Regions from separate parts of the Homo sapiens genome. Here all the other regions are linked to region 3. Evidence: chromatin loops called from intact Hi-C (ENCODE). Cell type or tissue: OCI-LY7. All regions are shown on one strand.

Region 1 (2,500 bases), 410 kb before region 3:
TGTATTTTTTCCAAAATTTTTAAAGTTTTGTCGTTCACATGAAAGTCCTTGGTTCATTTGGAATTTATTTTTCTCTATGTTGTGAGGTAGAGATATGTTTTCAACTTTTTCTCTGTACAGCTGCTCCTTAACTTATGATGGGGTTACATCCAAATAAACCCATTGTAAGTGGAAAATATTGAAAGTGAAAAATGCATTTAGTACCCTGATAAACCCATCATAAAGCTGAAAAAAGCCAGGGACCATCTGTAGTTAACAGATGGTTCTAGCCCTATCCTCAAAGACGTCCAAGTTGCACCTAACTCCCCTTCTCCCTGCATTAGCTTTCTTTCTACCAATGTTCAGAAGGGCCCTGCCCACTGTCTCTATCGCTATTTCCGACTGATGTTGCTACAGCCTTTAGTGCTCATTTCCATTGATTTATTTTCATTTTCACCCTGCTTCTCTCCTATCTATACTACTTACTTCTGGGCTCACATCTAAAGATCTACCTTTTAGAGACATTGGCCACTGGTCAGGAAATTCCTCCTTTTACTATGCAGTGTTTTTGTAATATTTAGGCCTTTGGTTCTTGAATTGGTCATTTATCTCTAAGCATCCAGGAACTTTTCATTTACATTCTTCTCTCTCCTGACTGCTTTTGGAAGGCTGGTCTCCAGAAAGTGGTGGTGTCATTATGGTCTCCTGCAAGATTTGAAGGAGAGACCTAACACATAATCCAACACCCCTGCTCTTCTGAGTGATTGACAGGATACAAATGGGCCTGAAGAGGCGAGCATTCTTTTCACTGTGACCCCCTAAGTATCTGCCACCAACTGAGAGATGGCAGGCCCAGCAGCAGATGCCAAGATCCAGTGACTGTGGCCAGGTGATGTAGCATAGTAGACAAGAGTACTGATTTGTTTATGGCAAGTGAAGTTTACTTCCCAAATTAGGTAGATAGTGACAATGTAACTTCTTCCTGAAATGGTCAGTATCTCCTATCCTGGCCAATTTACTATCTAGAAAGATCAGAGCTGGCCAGCAGGTAAAGGACTAATCTTCTGGGCAGAGGCTGATGAGTGGAATGTTCTCAGCAAAACCAGTAGGAGGCAGCCAGTCCTAGGGGATCCAGCTGAAAGCCTCAAGAGACAGCCTTCATCAGAAGGCAGGACAAAATGCCACAGGAGTTTGACCACAGACTACAAGAAGTCAGTTTTCTTCAAGGGACAAGGCAGCAGGGATCTAGGACTATATCTCAGAGACAGGAGTCTCTTCCCCAGAAAACGTGAGAAACAAGTCAAAGTTGAGCAGCTAGCTGTGCCTGCTAATCAACTCCTTCCATGAGAAATGAAAGTTCTCATGGCTTCTCTCTCCTGCTAGCTCACATGTTGTTGCATATTTTCTAGAAACATATGTTGCCCCTATGAGATTCACATTTATGTAGTGGTTTCCTCATAAGAGTAAAAGAACACAATTATAAAAACAGCTCCCTCTGGTACTTTACTCATGTACTCTGCCCCCACTCCCACAAAAAGCCAAGATCAGAAGGATTAAATGGTTTCAATTGCTCTGGAAATGATTACACTGACCAAATTATTTAAGTTTCACGATCTAAGCTTCAAGACTTGCCCAGAACACATACTCTGATTGATATTATACAACGATTTATTTTATCATGTGTTAATTCAACAATCCTTTAATGGGCGTCTTTCCCATGCTAAACAATGTACCAGGACTTGAAAAGGAAGACAAACATTGGGTGTACGAAATGGGAGCAAAAAGTCTTCCCAACACTGGTCATTTAGGGGTTGTACAGCATTTGAAGAAACAAAGGCAATTTTTATGTGACAGGGGAACTCCCTCAGAGCCACAGGAAGACTGATAAAATAAAAAAAATCTCTTTACTCTCTGTGGGCTACTATATATAAAAGGTTGTCAGGCCAACTTTATAAAACTCAAAGACCCACAAAAGCTGCATTACAGAGTCATGAATTCATTTTTGAAAATGCTAAGATGAACAGATAAACCAGTGAATTATACGAAAGTCACTTACTGTTATACATAACATTATAAAGAGGAGAATTTCTTTTCTAAATCTTTGAATGACTTGCAGAGTATAGCCACCAGCCCTCTGCACGTGGAATTGTGCTGCACCTTGAGAATGTTTGTTCAAATAGAGGCAGGACAAAATGTGAACTTCACAGGTAGCCGTGAAATGCTCTCCCTTTCCCAGCACACTATCTGCTTCATCCCCAGCTCTCACTTTTACTGGCTAGAGTGTTTAACATTGTTCAAGAAAAAGTGCTCTCTTATTTGTAAGACATAATGTACTACTGACCGAATGGTCCTGCTTTTTAAAGACAAAGTACTTGTCTGTTTGAACATGTTTAGTTTTGGATGCATGCCATTCAATATTCAGCTTGGAGTTAATAAGTGTTGGGGCACAGTGTCCGTGACTGAACATTTACATAATGGATATTATGTCCTTTTGGCTCAGTAATCATCTAATAACTTAATA
Region 2 (2,500 bases), 780 kb before region 3:
ACCATTTAAAAAGACAAAATCTGCTATGCTATTCTTCAGAGTGTTCTTTGGGTACAATATGAATGCTTTGGGAATTCAGAATAGTAAGTTTCTTTCATGGGGAACAACACAAATTAATTGAAGTTTATAAGGTATACCACTACCAGTAGCAGTTGTTGTTCTGGATTGCATTTTTAGTGGAGTTGAAAAAAGGTAAAAACCAAGATAACAGGTTAATCAAACTTTACTTTTAGAATGTGCAGTTGATGAGGAGGATGATGATGATGATATGATAAGCTAATGAGAAAATATTGAAATTGCCAATTTCAGCTTTGCAGTTTAAAAGTTACTGTTGTACATTTAGGAGTTCTCATTGGAACTAGCATCCATGTTCAGACAAGATGAGTTAATTTCAAAAGTCAGGATGATTAAGCCAATGTCTTTTCTTCTAAGACCAAATAGGTAAATAAAATGAAAAGGACTGGCACTAAATTTTGATAAGAGAAGATAATATGGTCTGCTAGCTACAATGAAACCACCTATTCAACAGGAATGGTGGCTGGTGCCATGTTTTATGTTTCGTAGAGTAGACTTCTTTCTGAGAGAAAGATTGAAGGACTATAGTGCACGTTTTCTGTAGAAGTTTTAGTTGAATACAGACTATGGTGCAATGTGTTGTGTTAGATTAAAATCCCATAAAAACTGGTTTGGGAGGGATAGAAAACCGTGGGGAAGACATGCTTATAGCCCAAACATTTAAAGTTTTGGTTTAAAATTAATACTGCAGTAAAGAGTAGCCATTAGACAAGCACATATTTTGGGTGTAGGGTAGGGAGGAGATAGTTCAATGTGAAGCACATCACTCAAATGGGTAAAATGGAAAGTATTTAGTATATTGGGATGAAAACCTTTCTCATAAGCCTGTGGTGAGTCAGCTGCCTTAATTAACCCTCACATGAGACCTGTCTCCCTTTGTCCACAGCTGTGTGTAACAGCATCTCAAACCCTGTCACCAAGGAGATGCTGTTTGAGTTCATCGACAGATGTACTGCAGCTTCTCAAGGACAGAAGCGAAAACATCATCTGGACCCTGACACGGAGCTCATGCCACCACCACCTCCCAAAAGACCACGCCCTTTAACCTAAGACCTGCCTGTGACTTGAGGGTTAAGAAGAAAGAGGAATGAGGAAAAAACGCTGTTGCCCATTTTTGTAGCCAGAGAAATTGAAAAACGACTGTGGCTTGATGTTGATACACATTTGAATTTTTTTTAAAAAAAGAAAGTTATCGTAGCCAGCCTGTAAATACTTGATGCATTCGTTTCCTCAGTGCTGCAATACATCGTGGACTTAAACATCTTATTTATCTGATAAACTCAGCCTTACCTTGTGGAATCTGAAGATTGAAATATCCAAAGGTTTAAACAAGATGGAAATCAATGAAAAAGAGGCCTTGTTTATATATGGGTAGCTTCACATTTAATTTATAAAGTTAACAATCTGGAAACTGTGAGCCCATAAAACAGTATTTTTTAGAAGTTGTGTTACAACTGTAGCAAATTTTCCTTTTAAAAAATCCAGGCAATGGCATTAAACATTCTTGCTATCATTTACCATGGATTTCCTACATTTCTGAGATCCCTGTATTCAAAAACAAATGACAGGGTTGTTAAGTTGTACTATATTAAACAACTTGGTCTGGTTTATATCATTTTAACAAGTTTTTTGGAAATGTAAAAGAAAAAAGTAAAGCTCCATTTTTGTGAATTGCATTGTTTCTAAAGGAAGTATTTTGAGTATTTTCATCTGTTTGTATTGTTTCGACTATGATATCAGATATCCAGTGTGTCCATTCTGGCAGTGGTTTTGAGTTACTTCATGGAACTTGGACATACACCACCAGGTCCTTTATGTGTTGTTCTCCTGGGAGACTTCTTTTTTTAAATGCCAGGGCTACTTCTGCTTTACCTCAGTGGTATCAGCACATTGTAAATTACGTTAAAACACACAACTCACTGTGATCTATGGGAGTGATATCAAATACAAACGATGTTGTGTTCCTTCTCTCGAACAAAACAGCAAAGGGAATGCCAGCTAACTTCTTTGATTAGAAGGTAATGTCATGGAATAGAATGCTGTCACCAGAAAATGCTCTCCCACTGCTAGATAAATGCAGAGGCAAAGTGTAGACATCTGTAGGAACTAAATATCAAGGAAATCAAGACATTTATTTTCAAAGCGAGAATTCTATCTACATTCTATTCTGCGGATGTTATTTCTGTTATACATCTGAATTTTAAAATGTTTACTGATAGATAATGGATTTAAAGGGCGGCTAATTGATTGTCTGCCATTGTTGATAAACTGTTCTAATTGGTTTGTGAAAGAACTCTGAGAATTAGCTAAATGGAGGCTAGTGTATTTATTTTTAGAGGTACATGTTTTAAGTAAATGTATTTAAAACAAATTTTCATGGTCTGAATTGTATATGTAAATGCATATCTGTGTAAGTATATGCAAG
Region 3 (2,500 bases):
ATCACCTGAGATCAGGAGTTTGAGACCAGCCTGACCAAGATGGAGAAACCCCGTCTCTACTAAAAATACAAAAAGTAGCCAGGTGTGGTGGTGGGCACTTGTAATCCCAGCTACTCAGGAGTCTGAGGCAGGAGAATCACTTGAACCTGGGAGGCAGAGGGTGCAGTGAGCCAAGATCATGCCACTGCACTCCAGCCTAGGTGACAGAACGAGACTCTGTCTCAACAAAAAAAAAAAGAAAAGAAAAGAAAAATAATCTAACCGGAATAGCCAATAAACCCTGGAAAGTGTTCCCTTGGAAGGTTTTGAAATCTCCCTTCTTGGATATCTTTTATAATCTTCCTACAGCTCTTAATATTAGGTTGGTATAAAGTAATGGCAAAATCTGCAATTACTTTTGCACCAATCCAATACTGTTTTTTTGAAATATCTAAAAAGTTCAAATTTTAAACTATAAACCTTCAAATAGCCCAAAGCCCAAATAACAGAGATGAAACTTGATTCTGACGACTTTGGTGAGCCATGAGACTCTAGGGTCATGAGAACGGGGCCAATTGCCAACAGGCCACCAGAAGAGAAAGTGGTTTACCTAGCTGAGTATCTCCCATTCTTGGCCAAAAAGGAGGCTGAGACACTCTGGGGCCTGAAAAATTGGAATTTCTATGTGCAGTAAATCCTTCTGTTCCCTGGCACCCTTTAGCAGATTGATCTGCCTGTATATTGATGTTTTGGGTGCCATCCTGACCTTTGGAAAGGATGTCAATAGTTGGGGGTTAGTCCAATAGATGAGAGTGTTCTGGAACTGGCAGCTTTCTTTTGTGTGACTGGAGCCTCTGGAACTGGAGGCAGCAAAGGTAGCTGACAATGTAATTTATCTACATTTCACCTGGAAACAGTAACATGTCTTTGAGCTCCCTGGAGACCCTAGTCTGGAAAAAGGCCCAAGATACCTGTCAGACCAAACAATGCCTATCATATTTTATTACATGGCATGAAACGTAAGACTTTATGCTCCATTAGCAGAAGGTTTCATTTTCACTCCAGGAAGGTAGTTCAACATTACAACATCTTATCTTGTTCTTTCTTGTGTTTTTAATATAAACGGCCTTAAAATTTCCCACTTCATCCCCTACACCCACTGCCCCAGGCATCTAGAAGCTATATTATCAGATTTTACAGTCTGAGATAATGTGTCATTGTGAGATTCCCAATATATACGTGGTGTGTATTTTTTAAAAAAAATAAAACTACGGCCTGATAAAAAGAAGAAGTTTGCTCTCTAGTGGCTGACTTATAAAAGGCTCTGAAAACCACACAATAGGTTATCTTAGAAAAGGAGGACGTCTAACAGCGATATCTATGTAACAAGGTCTGAGTAATCATTTTGTTTTTATTGATTTTTTAAATTTTCTTTACACTGAAAAACTACATGATAGCAACTATTTGTGGATAGCTTTTCCTATTAAAAAATTTTATATCATTAAGCTAATTTCAATTCTAAATTCTGAGAGCAGCAATTAGGTTTCTGGTGTTATATTAGCCTACCGTACCTTTAGAAAGCTCTATGGATTGGTTTAATACTGTATCATTAATGTCTATTACAGACACATTGCTAAATAATATAATATCATTAGAGCTTTTTAAGCCATTTTTAGCTCTTTGCAGAAAGATTATATAAATTCAGAGAGAAACAGTATAATTATGAATATGATCCTAATTAATATCATTTTATTATTCCTTTTTCTACAGAAACTAAATTTATAAAATTTTACTATGATATGAATTATAAAGCAAGGAAAAGATTTATCCTGGGTGCTTTTCTTTTTAGCTCCCCCTTCCCCACTCTGTTTTACTTTCCCATTTTATTCTCCCACAAATCCATTCCTTTCTCCCCAAGTCTATACTATTTTTTTCACTCTCTTCAGTATCCTTCATCAGATAGTAGAAAACTGACAACATCACTGGTCCCTGAAGTTCCAGCCTTTGTTTCAAAAAAAAAAAAAAGAAGAAGAGGTTACCTAGGAAGTTTTCTACCTCCTGCACAGTAACAAATACTTTAAGGAATTTTCAGATCCATAAATATTTTTATTCTTACTTTATCTGTGGGAAAGAAACCATATAGCATAAAAGAGGCTTGAGCTTTTCAGGAGGTCAGTACTACAGCGGAAATAATGCACTAAAGAATGCAAAGAAGAGGGTTTTATGGGCTCAGGGACGCGGACATGGGGCAGTGCAAAAGGTTATTAAGAAAGGGAGTGATGCAATCTGATTTACATTTTTGAAAATTATTCTGGATGCTGTGTGGAGGAAGTACCATAACAAGCACAACAGTAGAAACAGGGAAACTTCTTTGGAAATGACTGTAGTCTTACAGGCAATAAAATATAGTTGCATGGACAAGGGTGATAACAGTAGTATTGTAAAAAGGGAATGGGGCCAGGTGCGGCAGCTCAAGCTTGTAGTCTCAGCACTTTGGGAGGCTGAAGCAGGTGGATCACTT

The links. Hi-C counts contacts between places; a loop is a spot of excess contacts. Peaks named below come from ENCODE experiments on the same cell type or tissue, not always from the same donor. Only the 100,000 strongest peaks of a DNase experiment are listed, where the experiment ranks them.
Region 1: a loop joins it to region 3, with 9 times the contacts of the local background. A loop is called at or near these places in 8 of 110 quality-filtered maps.
Region 2: it touches region 3 in a loop (5-fold over the local background); 2 of 110 quality-filtered maps call a loop at or near these places.

What each region holds. Positions count from the first base shown.
Region 1 is chr6:88,236,871-88,239,370 of GRCh38, reverse strand. No RefSeq gene overlaps it. Among named protein-coding and RNA genes, the nearest start is that of CNR1, 72 kb to the right of the region's middle. In OCI-LY7, CTCF peaks have their summits at 882 and 1,087 (motif pointing right); a DNase peak (open chromatin) is centred at 1,100.
Region 2 is chr6:88,611,344-88,613,843 of GRCh38, reverse strand. RNGTT (RNA guanylyltransferase and 5'-phosphatase) reads left to right here. Exons shown (of 16, transcript NM_003800.5): 16 at 962-2,500. The coding sequence ends at 1,125. Among named protein-coding and RNA genes, the nearest start is that of RNGTT, 350 kb to the left of the region's middle. In OCI-LY7, no CTCF peak of the experiment used is centred here; DNase peaks (open chromatin) are centred at 543, 1,023 and 1,893; H3K4me3 peaks cover 2,500 bases; H3K27ac peaks cover 2,500 bases.
Region 3 is chr6:87,830,916-87,833,415 of GRCh38, reverse strand. All of the region lies in intron 2 of LOC101928911 (a long non-coding RNA gene), which reads right to left. Among named protein-coding and RNA genes, the nearest start is that of AKIRIN2, 130 kb to the right of the region's middle. In OCI-LY7, CTCF peaks have their summits at 1,081 and 1,287; DNase peaks (open chromatin) are centred at 955, 1,285 and 2,235; H3K4me3 peaks cover 1,915 bases; H3K27ac peaks cover 2,304 bases.